Regions from separate parts of the Homo sapiens genome. Here all the other regions are linked to region 1. The links are chromatin contacts, found by Hi-C or POLR2A ChIA-PET in ENCODE. All regions are on one chromosome and are shown on one strand. Each heading gives the region's core, a stretch centred on a gene start or an enhancer-like site at or near the end of the contact. The rest is flanking DNA. Distances are from core to core; before and after follow the strand shown.

Region 1 (4,565 bases), core at 1,850-4,349:
TGCATATATCCTTTCAGATATTTTTATATATCATACATGCACATATATATTTAAAATTTATATTAATATAATGTGAATTTCTCTTGTAAGTATTAACATACTAATCACTTGCTCATTTATCTTGGAGACCTTTCCCATCAGTGCTTATTAATTTACTAAATTCTACATTGTTTACATTCAGGAAATTATTGAACTAATTAAATCTATATGTATATATGAGAGATAAAAAAATTGGATGTGGCAGTTATTATGGCCATCCCATATTTGAAAACAAAATCAAGATTCAGAATGTAATAACATTCTATATGTGATAATTACAACAAAACATTGCTGACTTTCCAGTGATGTCAAGTAAAAAAAAAAAATTCTACATAAAAACACTGTGAAAAAAAGTGATGTGAAAGAAAAAAAGAATATTAACAACATTATTTCTATCATTGCCATCTCAACATTCCCTGACAATAGCAGGGGATAGGTAGAGCAGTCAGAGTTACAAGATGAGGCACTAGCAGCAATTCTAATCCAGTTTATAAACACCATTGTGCAATGAATAGAGTGTGATGCAATGAGAATCTACTTGCCTAATTTATTTACACTGGCAGTCATAAAGTACCCAGTTTTTAAGCAAGTGAGCATGCATTAACATATTTATAAAATAAAATCCTCTCCCTCTCATTTGACATCAGAAAATGTATTAATCATTCCCATAAATATATTAGAATAGGAAACAATGATTATCTCAATAGGTGCAGAAAAAGCATTTAATCAATTAAACTGTCACTCATGGTTAAAAAAAAGCAAACAACAATACATTATGAACTGGAAACAGAACACTTAATAATCTTGATAAAGTATTTACCAAAAACCCACAGCAAACATTGTTATCATTATAAAATGTTAGCAGTATTGCAGTAAAGTGAGGAATGGGACAAGAATGCCATTATTACTTCCATTAAACATTGCACTGGATGCTCTGTTAATAAATAAAAGAAAAAACTGAATAATAAGTGGTTTGAAAAGAGAGAAAGAAGGAAACCATTATTCTTATTTACAAATGATATGATTACCTATATAGGTCATCCAAAGATGTAACAGGGAAATAAAGCAAGCAATCAAAAAAATTCAGCGAAGCTTCTGGAGATAGTACCAATATATTGAAATTGATGCTCTTTTAATACAATGTTACTAAACAATTAGAAAATAGAGTTTAAAGAGAGAGATCTCTAATTTTAGTAATAAAACTAGGAGGCAATATAATGAAAGATACTCAATAAATTACAAAGCATAGTAGCACATAAAGTACCTGAATAAAATAAATATACCATGTTCATAGATAAGAAGACATTTCACTAAATCTCTAAATGCAATTCTCAAGTTGAATAAAATGCCCAATTGAAATCCAATTTTTTAAATGGATCTTGGCTGGCTCATCCTAAAATTTCAATGAAAGAGTAAAGAGCCAAGTATAGTTAAGGCAATTTTAGACAAGAATCATTAGGAGGAGGGGTTTGCAAAATGTTTTAATACATAGAGTTGAGTGCATGGGTGTTCATTATATTATTATTTGTCCTTTCTGTGTTTAAAGTTGCTACAATTAAACTTTTAAACTTGTAGAAGAAAGAATAGTTTCTGATGTTATGTTGGGAAGAATCTTGTAAGCAAGAAAGCAAAAAGCACAAAATTAAAATGTAAAATATTATTAAATTCAAAAAGCTGTATACTGAAGCATAAAGCTTTTGGCAATCAAGAAACATCATAAAAACTGGAAAGACAGTCCATAAACTAAGAGAAGACATTTGCAACACATGTAACTTACAAGAGAGAATTAAACTAGAAAAAATAAATATTATCTACAAAATAATTTTCAAAAGCAAGCAATTTAATAAAAAATGAGATAAAATTAAGAACAGGCTTTAGCAAAAGGGAAAATGCAAATTAAAAGAGCAATCAGATGCTCTTATCAGCAAAAACTTAAAAAGTCTAACAATAGCATAAGGGTAACGATGTGCCAGTCTAGTTTATGGGAAATGGACTTGTATACAGACGAATCTCAAAACCTCTCAAAACCTAAATTAGTGAAAAAAGGGGAAAAATGAAGAATGATTCACATATGAAATATAAAACTAGGAAAATAGTATTTTTAGGGAATCGTACATATGTAACTATTTTCAGAAATACAACGGAATGAGTAATATAAAATTCAGCATAATGGTGAACGGAAGGAAGGAGATGTTTTTAGAGAGTCTTCTTTCTAGAAGACTCCAAAAATACTGGCATTTTTTTTTTCTTAAGCTCTGTAGTGGGTACCTGGGCATTTTTCATTCTTCTTTAAGATATGCACATGAGATATACTCATATGTATATTTCCCAATTAAAATTGGTGTACAAAATCTTTTTAAGGAGAGCCCTTATGAAACTGTTCACATCAGCAAGTTCTAGCTTGAATAAGGACTTCCTGTTACTATGTAACCAAACAAAAGATAGCATTTTCTTGTTTTCTGAAGCTAATGTAAGATGGAAACCTTCAGTTGTAATCCTATTTCAAAAGTTCTTGCTCTTCACATCTGACTTATCCTCAATTATTTCTAGTACTTCAGTACAGATGTGATTTTATAGAATACATTCGCAAATTAAAAACGCCATCTCCATCTGCCTACCTTGGGCTTCCAAGTAAAGTTCTATTTTTACAAAAATCAAAACAGTTCCTCAACTTTAAAAGTTTGAAAACCAGTGTACTTGTAAAGCACTTGATGCAAGCAACTTCTGAATGTTTCACATAAAAACAAACAAAAATGTGTCCTCTGTAATACAGTTAGAGCCTCCCAACAGAGCCTCAGAAGACCGTTTCTAAAGGCAGTGAGTTCTACTTGCAGAAATAGGGCGGGAGTGCAGTCTGACTCCAATCCACACGTCCTTCCCCTCTGACAGAACGCCCCAAAACGCAGTCCTCTCTTTCTTCCGCGCCGCTCCCGCCCTAGTCCTCTTAGACCCGCGACCGGAGGCTCCGGAAGACCCCGAGCCCCGCCCGCTCCGTGACCCCGCCCCCACCCGTCCCGCCCCTGAAAGCGCCCGGAACGCTGTGCGCGCGCCTTCGGGGAGGAGGGGCTGTCTGGGCTCGGGGCGCGGCGGCAGTCAGCTCTATGTTCGCGGTCTTAACCTCTCCTCTGGCCGAGTCCTTGCAAGAAGTGAATTACCCGACCCTGGTGAGTAGCTGCAGGAGTCAGACCTCTTGGAGGCGGCGGCGCCAGCAGCGGCGGCAGGCACGAGGTCCACCGCGGGCGCCTGCGCGCTCGCCCGCCAGCCAATCTGGTGGCCGCTTTCCTCCGGGCGCCCTTTGACCCGGCGCCCCTCTGGCAGGCGCTGGTGGCGCCCAGCGGCGAGCCTGTAGCCCCCTCGATTAACCTAGGCTGTCACTCTTAGGCCTGTTTTAGTCTGCGTTAGTTTTACTGCCTTTTACACTGCTTTATCCCCACCTCACTGGCCTCGTCGCCGCCTCCTCTTTGAAACGGTACCTCCTGTCGCCTCGGATTTTCCTTGTCTCCCCGACAAGGTGGAAATTTCGGGTCGGATGGAAGCCTTTTTCAGCACCTTCTCCTTGTGCCCCCAGACTGCCTCTGGGCCTTGAGCCGACCGGGAGAGTAGAAGGATCGAGGCCTGCTGGGCTCTGGGTGCAACGGAAAGGTAGCTGTCGCCTCTGGGCATCGGGAGGAGACCGCCCGATGGCGAGGCCGCTAGAGATGGTTTTTCAGTTCACCTGTTAACGTGTTTGGCACTGTCATCTTAGACTCTTAGCCTTTGCTAAGTCGGGATGCAACAGTGCTGGATTAGTGTTTTTGTTGTTCCTTTTTCCAAAGAAGCAACTTGAAGTACAGGCAGGTATAACTGTTTGGTTTTGTTGTTGTAAGACCCTACGGATAAGTGTTAGGAGAAAATGTGGAAGTGCTATAAAACAACAACAAGGGGGGGATAATGTTGATTAAGAACTTGAAAATAAGAAAAATGGGACTGGAATAGGCTGTTCACGTTAAAGTATTGAGGCAGTAGTTTGAAACAAAAATATAAAGTAAAACCTAGATATTGGTGATACTGTATCACGTTGTTTGCAAATCACTTTCATGACAATACATCTATTTCAGGTGTATCACACCTGAAAAAAACATGAGTGCTGTGAATTTGTGGATTTTCAGGCTCAATGCAGAAAAACACCCCCCAAAACAAAAAATCACAACAATGAAAACACCATTTCCAGAGCTGTTGCTGTTATTCGTGTGACGAATAGTGAATGTATGATCATAAAATAGAATAAGCTGTCTTTAGATGAAGTTTGGGCACAGTTTATGGAGTAGGTAACAGTTAATCATTGTTTATTAGGTACATAATCCTTAATTGAAAACATAACCATATAGCAGCAGCTTTCATCTTGTGTCACAAAAATAACTGGTGTATCCTCTAAATTTGATTTGTCTAATACCTTAAAGGAAGGCAGAATAGCATGGACAAGAACTTGAGTTCTTGAGCCAGACTCGATCTGCTCCTTGCTAGGTGATTAACCTTAGATTGGTTTC
Region 2 (4,689 bases), core at 357-2,856, 6.5 Mb before region 1:
CTTTGGAAGGCCGAGGCAGGCGGATCACGAGGTCAGGAGATCAAGACCATCCTGGCCAACAAGGTGAAACCCCGTCTCTACTAAAAAATACAGAAATTAGCTGGGCGTGGCGGGTGCCTGTAATCCCAGCTACTAGGGAGGCTGAGGCAGGAGAATCTCTTGAACCAGGGAGACGGAGGTTGCAGTAAGCCGAGATGGCGCCACTGCACTGCAGCCTGGCCACAGAGTGACACGCCGTCTCAAAAAAAAAAAAAAAAAAATTAAAACTTTTGTCTTGCAGTACCTGGACTGGAGATCAAATTCTGATGTTAACTTACCGTTTGATCTTTGACAAGTCCTTTAGCCTTTCTAAGCCTGTTTCCCCAGCTGTAAAATGGGAATAAAATACAGTACTGTCCCTCCAAAAAGAAGCTGAGGCAAAATCAGGCCAAGCTTGAGGACTGCAACCCAGGACCATAGATTCAAGCTGCCCTGAATATACACTCGGATTAGCAAGTTACAAGTAGGTTTTTAAAGGAAAAGAGGCAGCTCCTAAATTGTTTACCAATTTACATTAAAATATCGTGGGCTCTTGACTAGCTATACATTGTTCTTTGTATCTTAAATTTCAGAAACTTAAAGATAATGCGTAGGCAGCTAATCAGGAACAAAATGCCTTTAAACAATTGCCCCAGGCATTAGTAGTGAAAGGAAGAGAATGACAGCCTGCCTACTTCGCAGAGCTGAGGTCTGATCTATTTTTCTTAGTACCTATTCGTAAGGGTTGTTGTGAGGTTAAAGTGAGACAATCTATGTAAAGAACAGTTCCTGGAACATAAATGCTTGATAAATTATGGCCACAATTCTTTTTTGTGGTTGAGCAGTGCGGGGAGATCGCGAAAAATTTCTATTTACGCGCAGCTAACAAAATACTCTATGTTGCAGAGCTGTTTCACTTTCTCCCTTTGAGACGCAAGCCGGCTTGCCGCCTCCTCAAGTAACCAGGCACAATGTTCTGATCCCAAAGTCTCACAATCCTTCAAGTATGAAATCAGTAAAAACTCCAACTTCCATTTATGGATTTACGGAGAACTTTTTATACATCGAGGGGCTAATTCAATCAGTAAGTCACTTTGATTTTTACTCTGATCACCGAGACTAATAAGCAGCGATGCCGAACCAAGTAAATGAAAGAATCGTGAGCCATACTTCAGTAGATAAAATTTAAATGTAGACTGATTTTCTTCACGATTGCTAGGGAAGAAATCCTTACAGCGTACTTAGAAATCTTTGTTTTAAAATGATAACGCTGTTATGTTGGGCTGAAAATAAAACGGATACTTCCCCAAGGTCAGCAGCGGAGGAGGCAACCGTGGCCTTGCCAAAGTCATCCCCTCTTCCCAGCCCCCGTTCTTCCTGCCGCCCTCCCCCTGCCCCCTCCCTTCCCCACCCCCATCAACAAACTCCGCCGGGACATTTCAGTACCACCACTCCCTAGCCCGGCGAAGCGCAGGGGCGTGCTGGGGAGGAGTAAAGAGGGTGGGGCGGAAACCCAATTTCATTGTTCGCGGGACCGATTCTTCCCAAAAGAGCTCGCTGGCAGCGCCTGCGCAGTGCGCCCTCTTTGTGCCAGGCTGCAGCAAGCTGGTTGTTTGTGTGTGTCTACCCGAAGCTGCGGAGGCGGAGCGAGGGGGCGTGGCCTGCCTTGTCGCACTCTAATTGGGCTTTCGCAGGAAAGTGGGCGGGCGCGGGGCGGAGCTTCCGATAACAACACTCGGAGCTGGGGCTGTGGCTATTTGTTGCTGCGCCGCCACCGCCCGAGTCATGTTCCGCGATCTTCTCAGGCTCTCCTAGCAGCATCCATCGCCGCCACCCTATCTTCACTGGCTTCATTCACCTTCTCCTTCTCTCTTCGTTGCTGAGCGACAAGCTTCCTAGCGCTATGACTGTCGTCTCCGTCCCGCAGCGGGAGCCGCTCGTCCTGGGTGGCCGCCTTGCGCCGCTTGGCTTTTCCTCCCGAGGTTACTTTGGGGCCCTCCCGATGGTGACCACGGCTCCGCCTCCTTTACCCCGGATCCCGGACCCCCGGGCACTGCCCCCGACCCTCTTCCTCCCTCATTTCCTAGGGGGAGATGGCCCGTGTCTGACCCCCCAGCCTCGCGCTCCAGCAGCTCTGCCCAACCGCAGCCTCGCCGTGGCGGGAGGCACTCCTCGGGCAGCGCCGAAGAAGCGGCGAAAGAAGAAGGTGCGGGCCAGCCCCGCAGGGCAGCTGCCCAGCCGCTTCCACCAGTACCAGCAGCACCGGCCGAGTCTGGAGGGCGGCCGGAGCCCCGCGACCGGCCCGAGCGGAGCGCAGGAGGTCCCGGGCCCGGCCGCCGCCTTGGCCCCGAGTCCTGCAGCCGCAGCCGGCACGGAGGGAGCCAGCCCCGACCTTGCCCCGCTGCGGCCCGCGGCTCCCGGCCAAACCCCCCTCAGGAAAGAGGTGAGGCCGCCAGGGGGCCGTTGGGGAGTCGGGCCCTTAGACGGTCGCGGCCGAGCTCTGGGGCTGCAGACCCTGCACCCGGGGGGTCGGGCGGGTGGGGGCGGGGTGGGGGGGGCGGCTGTTTACTCGGGAGGGAAGTTTCCGTGACGCCCGCTCCATTCTTGCTTTGGGGGAAGAAGGGGGAAGGGGAGGCATGCGCTGGCGCTTCTGATTGGCTCCCAGGAGTCGGCCAATGAGAAGCGCCGCTGCGCCCCAGCAACAGCCCCGATTTAGAAGGCTGGCGGCGTTCCAGGGGGTTTCGGCGTTCCGGGCGCGCGGCGGGGTGGGGGCAGGGACAGGGCCCGCGGGAGGGCTGACGTCAGCGCGCGCTACGTGCCCGGCGCTCCGGCGCCCATGAAGGAGGCGAGGCCGGGTGGGGGCAGCTGGGGAAGGACTGGGCCCGGCTTTCGGCCTCCCGGCTATCGGGAGCCCCAGTCCTAGTCGGTGAAACGCGGAGACGGCCTCTAACGTCCCGCCGTAGGGGGTGGAGTGGGCTCCGAGCGGCTGGGTTTCGTTTGGTTGGAGTTGTGCCAAAATGTGAGGTGCCCGGTGTGGGACGCGCAGTCCAGTTGGGGCTCTGCCCGCCTCGGGCCTGACCTACTTAGTGGTTCCAAGTTAAGAGTTGGCAGGAGCCGCACAAAACTGATTTTATTACTTTTGCCACTGTGGTACTTCGTGTTAGTGTGTCCAGAGTAAGTTTTCAGAAGAGTTAGCAATTGAATTGACTTAGCCCGTCTGATTGCAGTGCTATTGCATTAGGATAAAATGGATAGAAGTTTAAATAGGATTAAGTCTACGAAATGATTTCAAAGTCTTGTCAGAATAACGTTTTATGGACTTAAGTTCAATGACTTAATCTTCGTAATAATGAAATGAAAAAGTTCCCGTTATTTAGTGAAGAATGTTGCATTGAATTAGAGATTTGCGGTTTATCTGTGCCCTTGGGAAAAAATTTGCCCACCTTGTTTCTTTAAATTATCGTCTCAATGTCTCCCTTTTAAAATTCCACGACTTTTGAAATATCCGTGATTACCTAAAAGCTTTTGTGCTTGTTTCCTGGCCTGTTTTCTAGAACAGGTACTAACTAGGGAGCTCTGGCAGTGAACCTTATTGACGTGGAAAGTTGTGGTCCTCTTTCGTGTCGTGTCTTGCTTACTACCGCGTTACAAGTGTTGGTAGTGCAGTGATCTAGTGGATTACCTTACGCTTTTCCATCCTTTCAAGACTTCCTATAAGGCCCACTTAAGTTGGGAAAGATTAAGGTGAGTGAAGCAGCGTTCTTGAAGCAGTTACTAAACCAGAAAGGAGGTACACAGCAAAGATTGTTTCTGGCACTCGTATTTGGAAGAGAGCTCATTAGTCTTCCTTACAGTTGTAGAAAGGTGGACTTGGGTTATTTCAGACTTTTTTTAGTTTGACATTTTAGAACTGGTTCACGTTGCATACTGGTAACTAGCAGTGGTGATTAACTGCATTTTTAGTGGCGAACAAGAGTGAACTTAAAAGTCAAGGGAAATTTAAGTTTTTTGTTGTTTTTTTTTTCTTGAGACAGAGTCTGCCTCTATCGCACTCCAGGCTGGAATGCAGTGGCACGATCGATCTCTGCTCACTGCATCCTCCCCTTCCCAGGCTGAAGGGATCCCGCCTCAGCCAGCCTCCCGAGGCGCGTGTTACCACGCCGGGCTGATTTTTATATTTGTAGTAGACATGGGGTTTCGCTATGTTGCCCAGGCTGGTCTCGAACTCCTTGAGCTTGAGCGATCTGCTTGCCTTGACCTCCCAAAGTGCTGGGATTACAGGCGTGAGCCACCATGCCCAATTAAAGTTTTTGTAATTTTCAGCTTTTATTTTAGATCAAGGAGGTACTTGTGCAGGTTTGCTACATGGGTATATTTCGTGATGCTGAGGTTTGGAGTATGAATGATCCCATTCCAGGTAGTGAGCATAGTACCCAGTAGGTCCCCATCTCTCTCTCAACCCCCCTTCTAGTAGTGCCTAGTGTCTGTTGTTGTTCCCCACTATATCCATGTTGTACCCAGTGTTTAGCTCCCAAATTCACTTGTAAGTGAGAACTTGCGATATTTGGTTTTCTGTTTCTGCATTAATTCGTCTAGGGTAATGGCCCCCAGCTACATACGTGTTGTCACAAAGAACATAATTTTGTTCTTTTCTATGGCTGTGGGCAAACT
Region 3 (4,511 bases), core at 1,684-4,183, 6.6 Mb before region 1:
AAACAGTTCTTCAGAAAATAAAGCTTGGCCCTGTCTCCAAGAGCTCTCTCTCATTGCAAGTCTGGTTTCATCAGAGAAAGTGACTTCACAGAGAAACAAATTATATGTAGTTAGTACCATTTTCTTTCTGATTCAGGAAAATTATGAACTTCTAGTACTAGTAAAGTGAATCCTAACATTTACAACATATAAGTTTGAGCAGCCATAACATTTTCCTCAATATGCAAAATATCAAAGAAATTACTGTGATGGTTAATACTGAGTGTCAACTCGATTGGATTGAAGGATGCAAAATATTGATCCTGGGTGTAGAGGGTGTTGCAAAGGAGATTAACATTTGAATCAGTGGGCTGGGAAAAGCAAACCCACCCTTAATCTGGGTGGGCACCATCTAATCAGCTGCCAGCATGGCTAGAATATAAAGCAGGCAGAAAAATGTGAAAAGACTTGACCGGCTTAGCCTCCCAGCCTACATCTTTGTCCTGTGGTGGACGCTTCCTGCCCTCAAACACTGGATTCCAAGTTCTTCCATTTTGGGACTCAGACTGACTCTCCTTGCTCCTCAGTTTGCTGACAACCTATTGTGGGACCTTGTGATCGTGTGAGTTAACAGTTAATAAACTCCCCTTTACGTCTGTATGTGTGTGTGTGTATGTATGTGTGTGTGTGTATATATATATATGTACATATATTTCCTATTAGTTCTGTCCCTCTAGAGAACCCTTACTAATAAATTACACGATAAGTACAAATTACTTTTTTTTTTTTTTGAGATGGAGTCTCACTCTGTCACCCATGCTGGAGTGCAGTGGTGCAATCTCAGCTCACTGCAACCTCCGTCTCCTGGGTTCAAGTGATTCCCCTGCCTCGGCCTCCCGAGTAGCTGGGATTACAGGCACATACCACCACGCCATCATAGCTTTTTGGCTATTCATATAACTTATTTTGTGAAGTGTCCAAATTTTTTGCTAGTTTTTAAGTCCTTTGAATTTCTTCTGTATAATACATTGATGGTGGGACTATCAAGTGTTACCACTTTGGAAAAGAGGTTGGCAGTTTCTTAAAATTCTTAAAACATACACCTACCATATGATGCAGCCATTCCTCTCCTAGAGACTTACACAAGAGAAATGAAAGTATATGTCCACACAAAGAATTGTACATGAATGTTCACAGCAGGTTTATTTGTAATAGCTAAAAACTGGAAATAACCCAAATGACCATCAATAGATGAACAGGTAAACAAATTGTGGTATACCCAGAACAATAAACTACTACTCTGCAATAAAAAAGGAATAAACTATTGATACATGCATAATCTGGATGAGTATCAAATTAATTATGCTGAGTGAAAAAAGCCACACACACTTCCTTCCACCCCAAGAAGAGTACTCACTATATGTTTCCATTTATTTAAAAATTTCTAGAAAATGCAAACCAATCTATAATTACAGAAAGCAGATCAGTGGCTGCCAGGCGAAGGAGGGATTTAAAAAGGGGCAAGAGGAAACTTTGAGGGGTTTCATGGTTGTTTCCTAGGAAAGAGATATATTTGTGTATATACAGTCAAAATTTATCAAACTGTACGCTTTAAAGCTTATTGTATTCAAGCTCAATAAAGATGAAAAAAACTACAAGAAAAATAATTAAAAAAAACAAAAACCCGGCCAAGCGGGGTGGCTCTCGCCTATAATCCCAACACTTTGGGAGGCCGAAGTGGGAGCATCGCTTGAGTCCACGAGTTCAAGACCAGCCTGGGCAACACAGTGAAACCCTGTCTCCACAAAAAATAAACAAAAAAATTATGGCCAGGCACAGTGGCTCACGGCTGTAATCCCAGCACTTTGGGAGGCCGAGGCGGGCGGATCACTTGAGGCCAGGCGTTGGAGACCAGCCTGGTCAACACGATGAAACCCTGTCTCTACTAAAAACAAAAATTAGCCGGGTGTGGTGGCACGCGCCTGTAATCCCAGCTACTTGGGAGGCTGAGGCAGTGAGCCGAGATCACGCCACTGCACTCCAGCCTGGACGACAGAGAGAGACTATGTCTCAAATATATACATTATAAATATATATATACTTTAATAAATAAAAAAATTAGCCGGGTGCGGTGGCAGGAGCATGTAGTCCCAGCTACTTGGGAGGCTGAGGTGGGAGGATCCCCAGCCCGAGCAAGAGACCCTGTCTCACAAGAAAATAAAAATAAAAAACTAACAAAAACACCCTCCAGATTCCCAGTCTCAATGTGACCCCATTTCACCGCTGGGAACCGCCCCTTCCCTCCTTAACCCTCCTCCATCTCAATACTGATATTCATCCCTTCTTTCGAGGGGAAGGTTGAACCCTAACAGGTTCGCAAACTACTAAGACTCAAAGTACGCCCACTGTATTCCTGGATCCTCACCTCCTGCCACCAACCTCCTGTCTACCTTCACATTCGCACAGTTAGCCTTGCAGGAATAGTAACAAGTGCCCCCCATCCGCCGACCATCCCCTCCCGTTCATGTTCCCATTCATCCACGAAGCGTAATCCGACGGAGCATATCCCGCTCCTGAAATACCACTAATGGGCACAGAACCACCAAAAGCTGAGCTCCTCAGTCGGCCCACCCCCGGGCACGTTGGAGTGTGGGGATTCGAACGCCCCCCAGTCCAGGTTACCTGCCACCGGCTGGCCGCGCCGGGGACAGTTCAGCCACCGCGGCGGGATCTTGTTGTGAGCCATGTCTTGGGGCTGCGCAGAGCTGCCCTCCCTCACCAACGTTCACCGCGCCTTTGGAGCCGCCTCCCCGTGGTCCGGTGCACACCGGGGTCCGAGACACCCGAATCGCAGCCGTAATCTGAATTCCAACCTCTCCGATCCGGGTAACGTCAGGGGCGGCGCGCCACTTTCATTCAGGATCAACTCCACAGCTCCAGGAGAACCCACAATGCACCGCAACTTCCGCCCCCGAAAGCCCCGCCCCCTTTCCGAGGTCAGAGGGAAAGAAGAGGAAGCTCAGCGGAAGGATAGCAAAGAGTTAAGGACGCGACGAATGGGAGGAGCGGGCCTTCTCTCGCCCCACTCGGCACCGCCCCGCCCCGCCCCGTCCCGCTCCACGGACGCGCCCGGACGCTACTGGTTCGCCTTTGCGCATGTGCAATTGCCCTCGTACCGAACTCCGCAGGACGAAGCGTGTATTTTTTTCCCATCCAGACAACCTAGAGAAACCCAAAAAAGAGGGAAGCCAAGCGCCTTTCCATGCGTAGATTGCCCGCCACTTCCGTTAAGGCATCTATTTTACTGATGAAAAGAGGCCTTCTGAGCGTTACCACAGCTCAAGCTTGGCGTCCCAGCCGGATCTAGGTTTGATTTGCAATTAGGGAAAGTTGTTCAAGGGAACAAGTCTTAGGAGAATTCTAAGGACATGAGATTGGAGTACCAGAAATGGGGAATTTTTCTTTTGGTGAGTACTTACGAGGATCTATGAAGCTTCTGAAATTAATTCCAGAACACTTAGAGTTTTGTTTGTACATTTCTGGATCAAAGTTTCAAAGCATACTGGGGAGTTTGAGAGGGTCCATGTCTCCAAAAAAAGTTACTAATTAATGTGGTATAATTGACAAAGGTAGGAATTGATCAGTGGAGAACCTCTTCGTGGCGTTGTTCTCCTTGGCCTACCAAATAAACAGTGCCTTTTATTTTCCCTTCGAGTTAAGCAGAGGTGCTTGAAAAATTTTTATAAATGCCGTCCTTTAACGAGCCTTTCCTTTGTTACCAGATTAAAGTGTTAAATATAAAGCTGGATGATGGCGAATCAATTATAATGTAGTTTGGCTTTAAACACCAATGCTATATTGGAACTGCAAGAACGTAAGGCTGCAGGGAATACATTTTTAAAGCGTCGGTGGGGAACTTTCTGGGACGCTCAACCCCCTGAATGCCTGGACCCCCTCAGTAAGAGTCCCATCAATAGAGGCAGTCCAACAGCAATCTCTCTGAGGCAGCCTGAGTTAGGTCACACTTCTGGTCTGTCCTGCTGTTGCATCTGCTCAGAACTGTTAGTGAAGGTGTAAACTCCTCCCCTGACAGAACAAGATAATACCCAGTTTCCTTTAAGGCCATCAGTCTACCCAAATAATCTCCGATGAATTCCCTTTTCTGCTGATAGAGTGTGTACCATGCCCAAAGTGGTAAAAACCTTCCATCCCCAGACCCCCTCCAAGGATGGGAAAGGTGAGCCTGATCCTGGAAGAGTATCTTACCTTCCCCTTCTGGGGATGACTCCCCTTGGTGACTCCCCTTCCCACACACGCTATACCCAGTAGCTCAGTCCTAGGCACACAGAAGCTTCATACCACTGGCGAGCAACTGTTATTGGCTGTAAGGCAGCAATGTGCACTGGATTTTTATTCTGCTATCCAGTTATGCCCTCTCCATACTCATTGCCACAGAATTGGGAGGACCCTGTGGCTACCTTTTGTCCACAATAGAGAGTAGAGTAGGAGAGTGGCATCCCGATGAGCAGGCA

The links. Hi-C counts contacts between places; a loop is a spot of excess contacts on that map. ChIA-PET counts read pairs that join two places held with the same protein, here RNA polymerase II (POLR2A). Pooled maps may share reads with other maps.
Region 2: a map of naive thymus-derived CD4-positive, alpha-beta T cell shows a loop between it and region 1 (22-fold over the local background). The contact joins the promoter of PNRC1-DT here to the promoter of MANEA in region 1. A Hi-C loop is called at or near these places in 1 of 168 maps with a recorded cell type or tissue (naive thymus-derived CD4-positive, alpha-beta T cell), 1 of 37 single-sample maps with no recorded cell type and 10 of 50 pooled maps. POLR2A ChIA-PET finds 5 or more read pairs at or near these places in 1 of 52 experiments (CD4-positive, alpha-beta T cell).
Region 3: a pooled map shows a loop between it and region 1 (19-fold over the local background). The contact joins the promoter of RNGTT here to the promoter of MANEA in region 1. A Hi-C loop is called at or near these places in 6 of 50 pooled maps.

The regions. Positions count from the first base shown.
Region 1 is chr6:95,574,436-95,579,000 of GRCh38, forward strand. It overlaps MANEA (mannosidase endo-alpha), which reads left to right and starts at 3,100. Exons shown (of 5, transcript NM_024641.4): 1 at 3,100-3,203. It overlaps MANEA-DT (MANEA divergent transcript), which reads right to left and starts at 3,016. Exons shown (of 3, transcript NR_104136.1): 1 at 2,658-3,016. RefSeq lists silencers at 2,840-2,919, 2,970-3,059, 3,340-3,399 and enhancers at 3,196-4,136, 3,600-3,699.
Region 2 is chr6:89,078,974-89,083,662 of GRCh38, forward strand. PNRC1-DT (PNRC1 divergent transcript) reads right to left here and starts at 1,607. Exons shown (of 1, transcript NR_187250.1): 1 at 1,189-1,607. PNRC1 (proline rich nuclear receptor coactivator 1) reads left to right here and starts at 1,778. Exons shown (of 2, transcript NM_006813.3): 1 at 1,778-2,461. The coding sequence starts at 1,922. RefSeq lists enhancers at 883-972, 2,491-3,451 and silencers at 1,403-1,612, 1,663-1,812, 2,203-2,582.
Region 3 is chr6:88,960,685-88,965,195 of GRCh38, forward strand. RNGTT (RNA guanylyltransferase and 5'-phosphatase) reads right to left here and starts at 2,934. Exons shown (of 16, transcript NM_003800.5): 1 at 2,662-2,934. The coding sequence starts at 2,725. RefSeq lists enhancers at 1,353-2,279, 2,634-3,013 and a silencer at 2,997-3,231.